Linked DNA regions of Homo sapiens: regions 1 and 2 are each linked to region 3. Evidence: read pairs that join two places in POLR2A ChIA-PET (ENCODE). Cell type or tissue: MCF 10A. All regions are shown on one strand.

Region 1 (4,000 bases), 67 kb after region 3:
CTACTTTTCTAGATTAATCTTATACCACTCTGGACTGGCAACTGTTATTGTTCCATTAAAAGACCTCAAACTTTCACGTCTTTGTTCATCTTCTTTCTGACTGCAATCCCTTAATATTTGGGATCTTATCCTTGGTATATACATATTGCAGAGTCATTTTCCTCCCATCAAAGAATCAGCCTCACATTTCTATGCTTCCTCAGTTAGGCGGGGCCACAGTAAGCTCTAGTCCTGGCCAATGGGCCTATTATTAACAGAAGCGATGTGGACACTCTTAGGCCAGTGCATTTAAAAGCTGGTGTGTGTTCACTCTCTCTCTTCTCTACCATAGTGACCTGAGAGCCACATGTTAAGATCATAGATGGAAGGGTTCTGGATCCCTGCATTACCACCTGGAAGAAAGCTGCTCTGGAGGGTCAACTGGATAACAACATACTTTGTGTGAATGAGAAACTTTGTGGGGTTAATCTACAGAGAATTCAGAATGAAGTTACTATCTTCGGGTAAGTTAGCCTATTCTGACTAATACACTATTCCATAAGGTCAGCTCTGTCTCGGGCGGAGTTAATCCCTCTTTTTCGTGTTCCCACTGCATACCTACATGATGGCACTCAATGACTATACTGAGATCTATCTCAGTATAATCAAATAGAAATAGTATACACATACAGTATAGAAATAGAGTAGTAATATACCACATAATGCTATAATTACCGTAAGGGAAGGTGACCCTGATGCATTGGAAGTACTTTAGGGAGAATGTACAAACCAGTTGACCATTGTATGCTAAGCTTTTGTTGAAGGAACCTATTAGTATGACTTCCCCTTAAGCAAATCTTCTTTTTCCATTAACTTTTCTTAGAGAAAAAAACACTTGCAATTTAAGAGGAATAAGAAATAAGTTCTGAATGCAATTTATAAGCAAACTGAAAGATATATTCATCTTTAAGGGACAAAAATGATAATTTCCTATTATGTAAAGAAAGGGAGCTATTTTGCCCCAAATCATAATCATATGGGAATAAGCCACCAAATTTAAGCCGCGTATTCACAAAATATGTAGAAGCATTAATTTTTCAAGGTGAAAATAGTAACACATTTCCATCGACTTTTATAATTTCATCACGCTCCCATGTATCACAGTGAGGAAGCAAATTTCAATGGTACTAAAGATGCTTCTTCACTAAGTTTTCAAATACAATGATTTCAAATGGTTTTAATTTACCCTTGTTTATGATGAAAATAAATGTTATTTTGATTGATTGGCAAACGTCTACTAGCAGCAATAAGAGCAATTATGTTTGACATGGAGACATTATAAAATCTATAACCCAAACCTTTAAAGCCTGATTTAAAATGTCAAATTTGACTTATGAGAACCCGTTATAATCCTGCTTCATGCAAAAAGCATTAGGTTAATGCTGGAGCAAAGTACTCTTGCCAAGCATGGACTGGCATAATTAATCAGGGATATTTCAGAAACGAATCATCTCCAAGGGGTTATTGATTTACTGTCATGACATGTTTTTCTTATGGGCTGAGATGGTGCTCTGGAGCTGGGATGCACTGGCATGTATTTTTCAGTGACTAAGCCTTGATCTGTCCTCCTGGATTACTGCCATCTCTGCACTGACATCTGCAAACACTCACATTTGACGGCCTCATGCCTGAGTGTGGTGGCTTCCAAGTTGATTAGAATTAGTTCAGAGGGGTTTTGGACTAGTCTGAGTGTAATCGAAAGCAGAGAACCATGAGTCTCAAGAGACTGGCAAGCACCCTGCAAATGGCATTATATTAACAGAGAATGTGCCTGTGCATATGCACACACACATGCAAACATACGCAAGCACACGACATGCAAGCCTATATACTAGTACAGATTCATGCATTTGCACACATGCAAACACACACACTCATCCATGCACACACACACAAGCACACATACCCATGTGCACACACACAAATGTGCACACACACATATTAACATACTTAAAGAATGAAGAATATTTCAGCTTTAATCTTCAAGGTCATCTCTATCACCTATTAAATGAAATTAAAGCTCTTAGAGAAATACTAACTTATTTAAAGACATATAAAGTAGTTATAACTTAGCTGTTTTTCACAATGATTCCATGACATAAGGCAATGCTCTCAAAAGGGGCCTTTAGAGCCCAGTATAGTCTAGAGTTCTCCCAAAGATTATAGGAAAAAGCCAAGGGAGAAAAAGGCAATTTAGCTCACAGCTCAAAACCTTTTCTCCGTAGTCTTTGGCTTTGCAAAAAGAAAATGACACACTTTCAACACAAAGCATTGTGGGTAGTTATAGAAGCGTGGGTGGGAAGACAGTAGGTAATAGGTGGAGAAAGGCCTCTAAGAAATGGATAACATTTCTGTTACATCAAATTCCTATGCCTTTTTCAGGTCTTTGCTCATGTTTTATTTCCCTGTACATTGCATATCTTGCTTAGGCTGCCTGGATGATTCTGTGGTCAATGCTGAGCTCAGATGAATGGAGACTCTAGTGACCACATTGGCTCTGCTAAGTGTGGGAAGAGGGGGAAAGGATGGGGCCAGGAAGTCTTTCACCATTAGCTGGCTATGTAACTTTGAGCCAACTGGAGCCCTTCTGGACCTCAGACTTGTCATCTATAGGAGTCTGCAGTACTGGACAGTAGGGGTCCTGTTTGAATCTTGGGAATTTTTGTCTACATCCGTGATGTCACATTTTTTGTATCCAGTGTTTACATCTGCCCTTCCTTCTTCTTCCTTCACTATATAAACTCTGAGTTTAAATACTATACCATATCACAGAAAAGTGCACAAATAGTGAGTGTCCAGAAAAATCAACAAATGTTCCTAAAGTGAACTCACTCCAGTAACCAGCAATTGGATCAAAAACAGCTTCGAAAGCCTTCCAGAATATCCCCTTCAGACTTCTTCTTGTCACAGTGAATCTCCATAAAGGCAACCACCACTCTGACTTCAAACACCATACATCAGTTTTGCCGATGTTTACATTTGTATAAATGGAATCATATGTTATGTCTTCTTTTGTGTCTGGCTGCTTTTGTTCAATATTATATTTGTGATATTCATCTGTATTGCCTTGTGGAGCTGTAGTTTTCCTTCTCATTGCTGCATAGTACTCCATTGTGTGACTATAATATGATGTATTTATTCATTCTGTTATTGATGACACTGTGGTTCTCTCCAGTTTGGTGCATTTGGCAAGAGTGCTGCTATGCCCATTTGTGTGTATTCTTCTTTTGGTGGGCATGCGTGCATTTTTCTTAGGCATATATACTGAGGAGAGAAACTGCTAGCTCATAGGACATGATCACAGATATTCAACTTTAACAGACAGAGTCAAAGAGTTTTCCAAATGATTGTACCAATAGACCCTCCCGTCAGCAGTGTATGAGAGTTCCACTTATTCTGAATCCTTGCCAGCACTTGATACTGTCTTTTTCATTTGAGTCATTCTCATGCTTGCCCTTTAAATTTCAGTGCTTTATTTCTAACTTATCACCTTCTGACTCAAGCCATCCAGATTGTCCTACTGTTGCTGGTCAGGTTCCCTGTGTGGCAGATTCTGAGATGGAAATCAGCATGCAGAAGTTTATTAGGGAAGTGTTCTAGGACCAACACCTGTCCAGGGAAAGTAAGAAAGTGTGATCTAGGTAAGGAAGGTATGGCCTTGCAATGCAGTCTGAACAAGGGCCTGAGCCCACCCTACTAGGAGCTGCAAAGCTGTGAAGGCCCTGCCCTTCAGAGTTGCCCCTAATAGAGGAAGTGGGTCAGGTCTTTATACCCCAGCATGGACCAGTTATGGGATGAGGGCTGCCACAGGAAGGGGGTCTGAACTTAGTAAGGCTGCTGTCTTCACATAAGGGCAGTTCTGGAGAGGGCTTAGAGCAGAGGGCTGAAACTGACGGCACTCCCACCTGCTGGGGAAGTAAGTCCAATCCCCAAAGGGGACCTGTGTGGCACATCCTGGCAT
Region 2 (4,000 bases), 51 kb after region 3:
CATGGTCACTCGTATTGCCTCAGAATAAACCTCTTTAAATATTTTACAGAGTTTGCTTTTTCCATTAACACTTCTGACTTGACTTTGTTTTATTTTCTGTGTTGGAAAGTTATTCAGTGAACACATTTGGGGAAATGAGATTTGGAATATGGAATTTGTTTAAAACCACTAGGGTGCAGAGACAACAGACATCTCTATTTTGCTTTAAATACACTCACAGCAGTTGACAAGGAATATTTATCCATAAGTGGAAACACCCAGGATCCATTTTGTCCCCTTCACTAAGGCCTACTTGCTCTTGATGTGTCCTGGGTTGAGAGATCAGCACGTATTATACATGGCTTCTGAGATCTCACATGGGCTCTGATTGAATGAGAAACCCCTGAAGGAGGGAGAATAGCCAGGGGCTGGAAGAAGACTCCTTAGGAGAGAGACCATTCTTGAAGCTTTGAGGGTGTACATTTCCTAGGGTCTGAGTTGGTTTCCTCTTTCTGTATCTTGCAGACTGAAAGGCAGAGCAATGAGAAGCAGAACTGCAGAGACAAGGATTCCAGGTGCTTGGAAGTGAGGGTGGAGCCAGCCCGGGAAAAGATTCAGCCCCAGACGGCTGCACCAGGTGGAGCAAAGATGTCTTCTCTTTTATACATGTCAACTAGAAGGTGACAAGAGACAGGAGCCCATGATCTTAAAGCTCCCTGTGTTACCCAGCACCCCTGTAAGATTTCCTAATCATTCTTTTATAATTAAAAAAAAGATATTTTCATATCCCTTAGAGTTGTTTATGACTATTAAAATTGTTTTTGATTTTGTGCAAGTGATCCAGAATGAGTAAAAAGAAGAGAAAACACTTATGGTAACTAAAATTCTCAAGCCTTGAAAAGGAAACATTACTGTTTATACTACTATTTGTTGAGAAGCATCTCAGGACTGATAAATAGCAAATATAGATTTTTTTTTTTTTTTTTTTTTTTTTTTACTGTAGTCAGGCATTGTTCTATGGGCTTTATATACAATAACAGTGTCTTTCCAACTATGGGGTACATTCTGTCCTCCTCTCTGTTTTACTTCTGATTAAGCTAAAGCCTAGAAATGTTTCCAACCCAGAAAGTGGCCTCAGCTACCAGGCTTGGCTGGTTCTTATGTATTTCTTCTAAACAAAATAAAAAACTCACTATGTTCATTCATAGAGTTACTCTTCACACAGCAAGGGCAGTGGAGGGTCCGGTTAACAGACTACAATCTGCAGCCACACAATGGGGCTTGCACCGTAGTTCTGGCAAGAGTCCAGTGGCTCACCCTGGGCAAGTCATGTACTCTTTCTAAACTTCAGCATACTTCCCTGTAAAATGGGCAAGATCATGCCTATCTCTAAGGACTGTTTGGGGAACTAAATAAGATAATATTTGAACTGAACTTGGCACAGTGTCTGGCTCAAAGGAATGGTACCCATTATGATTCCTGATACTTAAACTCTTATATCAGACACCAAGGAGACCTCTGTATGTATCCGGAATGCTAAGGGTCCTCTCATTGATTAGGGAAAATCTCACAAACGGGGTGCAGAGAAATGTGTGTGTGGGAGGGTTGATGATGGAGGGGGGTGTCCAGGAAAGGAGTTAAGAGCTTCCCACAAATGGACAGGTGATGTTTGGGCTGGGGGAAAGAGAAACATGGCAGGGAGGCAGAAGTCATCACGGAAGGAGACCGGGATGGCCTTTAGATGCTAAGCTTGGGGAGGACTGCAACGGGGCTGGGAAACAGAACCACCGAGAATGGGAGCTCAATGGGAACCAGTCAGTGGGGAAAGTCCAGGTATCCCTTACTTTCTCTACTCTCACTACCCAAACCTGGGAAGAGAATAGATTCAGATGCGGAGGGCCACTGGATAGCAAGTTAGAGTCCCAGCAAAACAGCCAGCAGCCTGGTCAGCCCCTGAGGTATAGATTTAGCTCAACCTTACTCAGTATTGCACAGGCCATCTATTTCTTTTATAATTTACATGTGATGAGAGGAATGCTTTCTTTCATCTTGGCATGGGGCTCTGGAATGTCCAGTTACAACCCTGGTATGCTATCAAAAGATTTCATATCCCGAACCTTTGGCTGTTGTGTCACGGGTATGTCGGCCCTAACATAGTCTGAAAGGAAGCAAAAGCCAGTACCTTTTTGATAACAATTAAAATCTTGGATTTACATAATGGGACATGACGTGAGGGCCATTGTTTAGCATTTGGCACAGTTATGAATGCCCAGGGCAGAACACCAAAGGAAAAAGTCTACTTTGAATGCTTTCTCAGAACAAATCTGAGAGAATTCACTGGTTAATGTAAATACATGTCCAAACAAGTACTGGTTTGCTTAGGGAGTACGCAGAGCTGGCAAGCCTCACTTGGCATGCAGAGAATGAGTAATGCTTCATTTTAATGAGGGATCTTGGGGGTCTATAATGAGGACTATGTGGTATTTCCCATGTGTCTCTTTGGAACGTGGACTGATTCTACCCACAATGGAAGACAGGCCATCAGAAAGTACATAGTTCCTGAAATCTCTGGGGCTCTACAAGATGCAGATAATTTAATAGCATATAAATGAATTTGCAGAAATATACCTAGAGTTCCCAGAGTAAAGAACTTGCCTTTTCCACAGGTAAGCAAATATGAGTGCAAAGTAACAAGACCGTATTTGGGGTGGGGGTGGGATGCGAGACTGATTTTTAAACTATGGCTATAGGAAGTTCCAGGTATGTTTTAAACATCTGTGGCATCCCTGGAATAATTGTGCAGCCTCCCTACTTGACTATTCTGAAAGATAACACTCATTTGAATATAAGTTCATATGTATAAAGGACATAAATCTATTTTTAAGACACAACTTTAGTCATATTGCAGGTGTGAGTTCTGATCATTTGGACATTTTTTATCAGAGAAAGTCAACACTTAAGGTTTTGGATGAGGCAAAAAACTTAGAAAGTAATTAGGAAAACAAATACTTCCCTAGTCCTTGCAAGTGGTCTTTACTAGTTGATGGAGGGGCCAATGGGAGAAGCTTATTTATTTATTTGTTTATTTTTGAGACAGGGTGGAGTGCAGTTGCGTGATCTCGGCTCGCTGCAACTTCTGTCTCCCGGGTTCAAGAGATTCTTAACACCTCAGCCTCCCGAGTAGGTGGGATTACAGGCGCCCACCACCACACCTGGCTAATTTTTTGTATTTTTAGTAGAGATGGGGTTTCACCATGTTGACAAGACTGGTCTCGAACTCCCGGTCTCAAGTGATCTGCCTGCCTGGGCGTCCCAAAGTGCTGGGATTACAAGCGTGAGCCACAGCACCCAGCTGGGGAGGAGCTTTACCACATGGTCGTAAAGCTCCTCCCAGCTGGACGCGGTGGCTCATGCTTGTCCACATGGACATCCTCTGGATGTCCCCTTATATCCAGCCACAGGGTGTGACTTCCTGAAGCAAATCTCCTTTCTGCTCAGATTTGGGGCATCATGTGATTGTTTATGCAAAGTGTGTCAGGTACTGTAGTGACCTTTATTTTATTTTTCAACTCCAGCTGGAGCAAGATGCTCCATGGAGATAGGGCCTCCCAAAGAGCTCTAGGATTTGGGGGGATTAAGTACAATTGAGGGGTTTTTGGAAGAACACTATCCAGTCCTTTGGGCTTAAAGGAGGGGATGGTGAACCAGAACTCAGGACAAAAGAGTCCCAAGAGGCAGAAATGCTGGCAGGAGGGACCTCCTCTGTGCGTGTTAATATGTCAAAGAGGACTTGGAATTATAAAGAGAAATAAGAAATTCTCTATGTTAAGATAAATAATTTTTGAAGTGTTAAAAACCTGATAAGAACTGAAATTAATGTGAAGTAGACTCGCCAGGCAAAAATTCTTTTATCAGATAAATTTGGCACCTCACACTTGGATCTGAATTGTGCACAATAGATCAAATGAAGATTTCTTGTGGTTTATTTATCCCAATATTTAAAAACAGAACAGTTTAATGC
Region 3 (4,000 bases):
GTGAGTTCTTTTGGAAACAACTGTATTCTATGTTTATACATATTTATATATAAAAGGTGTCCTCATTGGGGGAGGGGGGTGCTGATGCCACCAAGTTCCTTTGAAGCCTTTTCTCCCCCACTGCCAATGCCCGAGGGGAAGGAGTCTTCAATGGCGGCTCAATCTAGCTCTTGCGTTTAGACTTGGATCTCATTCCAATTTAGGCTTTTCTTTCTCTTCTTCCATACCTAGAAATACAGGCAAAGTGTTTTATTTGAGCATCAGATTAAACCACAAGCAGTTTGTTTAATCTGGCTTGCTAACACTACTCACACATCCACTCATCTGCCCTCACTTCTCCCATTCACCCTCCTGACACACCCCCTATTCCCTCCTAGCTAAGAAGGAAAGCCATGCACAACTTTCTCCAGAAACATCCTCAGTGACCTCTCTTCCCCACCCTTTCCACAGAATCAGGACACAGCATCTCTGGGACACACCCAGCTCCTATGGCCTCTGGGAGACAAGGCTTCAAGTTGATTCATGACTTGCTGAGTTTGCATGGAAATCCCAGCTAGACTGCTTTTTAAACCAGCTTCTGGCAACATGAGGTGTGCAACTCATGAGTTTCAAACAGACTTCATTTATTTTTACTTTAGTCCTGTCTCTTCCTAAGGCAAGGACTTTGGATTTTAAAAAGCCATGCTTTTTTTTTTCTTGTTTTCTTTTTAAAGTTCATAGAGAGTTTATTAGCCATAAGAGCTGTTTATTTCCATACTCATGAATCTTAAACTGCAATTCTCTCTCTATTCAACCCAATCCTGGTAGAATCATGTTTTTCTTCCTGAAGGACTTGTATGTACTGGACCAGTAAGAACCTTTGCCTGTTGTCTGTAGAGAATAGTCGATGATGTTTCATGTTCCTGAAGATGAAAATGTTCATCATTTTTAGGAATTATAGTTAAATCTGGCAAGTGCTTCTTGCTTTTTTCTTTTTCTTGTACCTAAACATTTTTTGAATCATACCAAATTCTCAGTTTCTTTGTTTCAATAGCAAAAATGAAACAAAATAACTTAAAATACCACTTTGCAGGTTTTGTTAGTATTCTTTCATAAATTGCAAGCTTTCTGAGGGTAGGGCCCTTCCCTATTTTGTTCCCCAGCACCTAACATAGTGTGTGTGTCTCATTGCAGGAGCTCAATTAATCTTTGCTGAATAAAATTAATAAGCAATGAACACAGAGAAGACCTCAGAAGCCTGGACTAGTGGAAAGCAGAACAAAATATGGGACTCCACAATATGAAAATTATAAAATTTAACCCCAGAGGGTCATAATGTTAGGGCTTACAATAGGAAGGACTCCCCCACCACATAACCCCAGCTCCTGGTATATGTTTTGTGCTGTCAGAGTAGTGGTGGTGGAATGTGGGTAACGTGCTCTGAATGAATGTCCCCAGATGATCTTTTATGTTTGGTTTTCATGGCTAAGGAACTGGCAGAGATCTGGAGCACTTTTTCCAAAGTCCTTCTCAGAAATCCTATGAAGGAAAACTTCAAATTGAGGAGTAAGGACATCTGACGGGAGGAGGAACAGGTTTGAAGGCAAGAAGGTACAACACGCCTTCGTTGTTGGGTAACCACGGAAAGAAGAAAACAGCACAGATTCAGCTCAAACAGCACATGTGTCTTGAACCTCAGCTCTGTCCATATTCCCTCTCCTGTGGAGAAGCTATCAGGGGCTAAGAGCAGTTTGCTTTTCTTTTTAAAGTCTGTTTTTTCCAAAGCGTTCTCCTGCAGATGGGTTGACTTGGCAGCAGTGCTGGAATCTTCAAAAGCGCGGGTGGAGAACGGGGGGTATTCATTGACCTAGAGAGGGAAAATGGCTTCCCACCTACTTTAGTTTGGCAGCTGTGAGGTAGACAGAAAAAATTAGACAGCTGTAAATAATGTTTGCAAGAACCAGAGATAAAATTTCCAGGCAAAGGGCAGGAAGAAACCTATCGCAAAGCGAAGGCAGGATACACTTTTGGGACCAGAGGGGACAAGACTGCAGGGCGCTGAGGGAGTCAGTCACATGCCCTTCCTGCAGGCCGGTGGAGGGCTCCACCAGGGGGCAGTGCTGGGACATCGCTAGACCTGGATGGGCCTGGGGGGAAATGACCTGCACGGGTAGCTGGAGGAGAAGAGGTGCAGGTTTCTGCACACATAGACGTCTCCTGTCTCCCCGCTTGCCTACTTTCTCTGTCCTCACACCAACCTTTTGGTTTTGAAAAGACTCATTTCTGGTCTTACAAAATGTAGCTTTAGTAAGACTGGTCAGATATACCAAAATTGGGATAAAGTCTTAGCTTAAGTAAAGAAATATTTCAGCTGTGAATTGTGTCCCCCCCCGCGCTCCACCCCGCCAAACTGCTACATCGAAGTGCTTAACTCTCAGTACCTCAGATTGGGAGAGAATGCCAAGGGTGTGGCTGGACAGCCATGTGCTAACGAAATTAGGTACGTGACTCACGGATCCAATCAACCTCCACAGTAGATGCCAGAAATAGAGAGGTGGTTATCTGAAAAAGATCCGCGGAGTGCCCTCTTGTCTGACTGCTTGGACCCCCATGACTTGCATGGGAGGCCAATAAGGTTTTTGAGAATTTTATACCAGCAGAAACATTGACAGCATGGACTGAAAGGGACAGAGACAGGATGAAATGAAGGACCAATGGCTTCAAAGATGGTTCAGCGACTGGCTCCTCCTTGGTTGTAGAGGGTAGAACTATTGCCCAGGGCTGTGGGGGTGGGGCTCCTGTGACCCTGTGCCTGGAAGGCAGGGCTATGCATCCCCTCCCCTGTGAGCCCTGAGGACAGAACATCTAGCCAAAGAGGATTATTTTCAAGCCTTAAAATGGAATGGAATTTCCCCCGCTAGCTTCAGACTTGCTTGGGAACCATGATTCTTTCTTTTTTTTTCCCCCTGCAACTTCTCCCTTACAGAATGGGAATGTATATTCTATGCCTGTCCCACCATTCTGTTTTGGAAGCAGATAACTTTTTGTCTGGTTTCCCAGGTTCACACACAGCTAGAGAACAATTTTGCTTCAGGATGACTCATACCCTGAGTGTCACGCATACCCAATTTTATGATATTTAAGATGAGATTTTGGACTTGAGAGTTGATGTCTGAAAGACGTTTGGGGTTGTTGGGATGGAATATTTTCATTGGGTGAAGGACATGTATTCTGGTGGGGAGAGAGTGAAGTATTATGAGCTGAACTCTGTCCCCCACTTCCAAATTCATATGCTGAAATCCTAACCCCCAGGATGTGGTTTTAAAGTCAGAATGTGACTTTACTTGGAGATAAGTATTTACAAATGAGGTCATCAGGGTGGGCCCTAATCAAATACAACTGGTATTCTTATACAAAGGGGAAATTTGGAGACTGGACTGAACATCAGTTAGAAGGCACTGGCTCTGCCATCACCTGTTCTGGAGGGTCACTTAAGATTTTGGGGCCTCAGTTACTTTTGGTGAAAGGAAAGGGTCGGTTTCGATGATTTCCAATCTCTCTTTCAGCAGTAAGATTCTGCAATAATGTGATTTTTATCTTGAAGTTGTAGCTAACATAAGTTACCCAAGTAGACAGAGTTGAGCTATTAAAAACCATTATGGAAAAAGGAGGGTGGCTCCAATGCAATCTTCCTTCTTCTTGGGGGATTGTATAGTAACTGATGTGAAATACTCAGGATTGTAGTACTGTACTCCCATGTCCTCAATTCATCCTAACACACTGCTTTTAGTGAGTAGTTTTTGACTCAACAGCTAACAGAATCAGGCAGCTAATGTGACTGAGTAAAGTGGCCAGGTGAGAACGAGGGAAAGTTAGTCATCTAAAGTGGATAACTGATACTCAATTCTTTTTTCTTTTCTTTCTGTTTTTTTTTTTTTTTTCTGAGAGTTTCACTCTGTGGCTCAGGATGGAGTGTGGTGGCACGATCTTGGCTCACTGCAACCTCTGCCTCCAGGTTGAA

Evidence for each region. Peaks named below come from ENCODE experiments on the same cell type or tissue, not always from the same donor. Only the 100,000 strongest peaks of a DNase experiment are listed, where the experiment ranks them.
Region 1: POLR2A ChIA-PET joins it to region 3 with 15 read pairs; 3 of 35 experiments call an interaction of 5 or more read pairs at or near these places.
Region 2: POLR2A ChIA-PET joins it to region 3 with 14 read pairs; 2 of 35 experiments call an interaction of 5 or more read pairs at or near these places.

The regions. Positions count from the first base shown.
Region 1 is chr6:143,268,772-143,272,771 of GRCh38, reverse strand. All of the region lies in intron 3 of AIG1 (androgen induced 1), which reads right to left. Among named protein-coding and RNA genes, the nearest start is that of ADAT2, 180 kb to the left of the region's middle. In MCF 10A, no CTCF peak of the experiment used is centred here; a DNase peak (open chromatin) is centred at 1,611.
Region 2 is chr6:143,284,713-143,288,712 of GRCh38, reverse strand. All of the region lies in intron 4 of AIG1 (androgen induced 1), which reads right to left. Among named protein-coding and RNA genes, the nearest start is that of ADAT2, 160 kb to the left of the region's middle. RefSeq lists an enhancer at 1-68. In MCF 10A, no CTCF peak of the experiment used is centred here; a DNase peak (open chromatin) is centred at 2,272.
Region 3 is chr6:143,335,866-143,339,865 of GRCh38, reverse strand. AIG1 (androgen induced 1) reads right to left here. Exons shown (of 6, transcript NM_016108.4): 6 at 1-227. The coding sequence ends at 190. Among named protein-coding and RNA genes, the nearest start is that of ADAT2, 110 kb to the left of the region's middle. In MCF 10A, a CTCF peak has its summit at 2,089 (motif pointing right); DNase peaks (open chromatin) are centred at 2,125, 2,445, 2,785 and 2,915.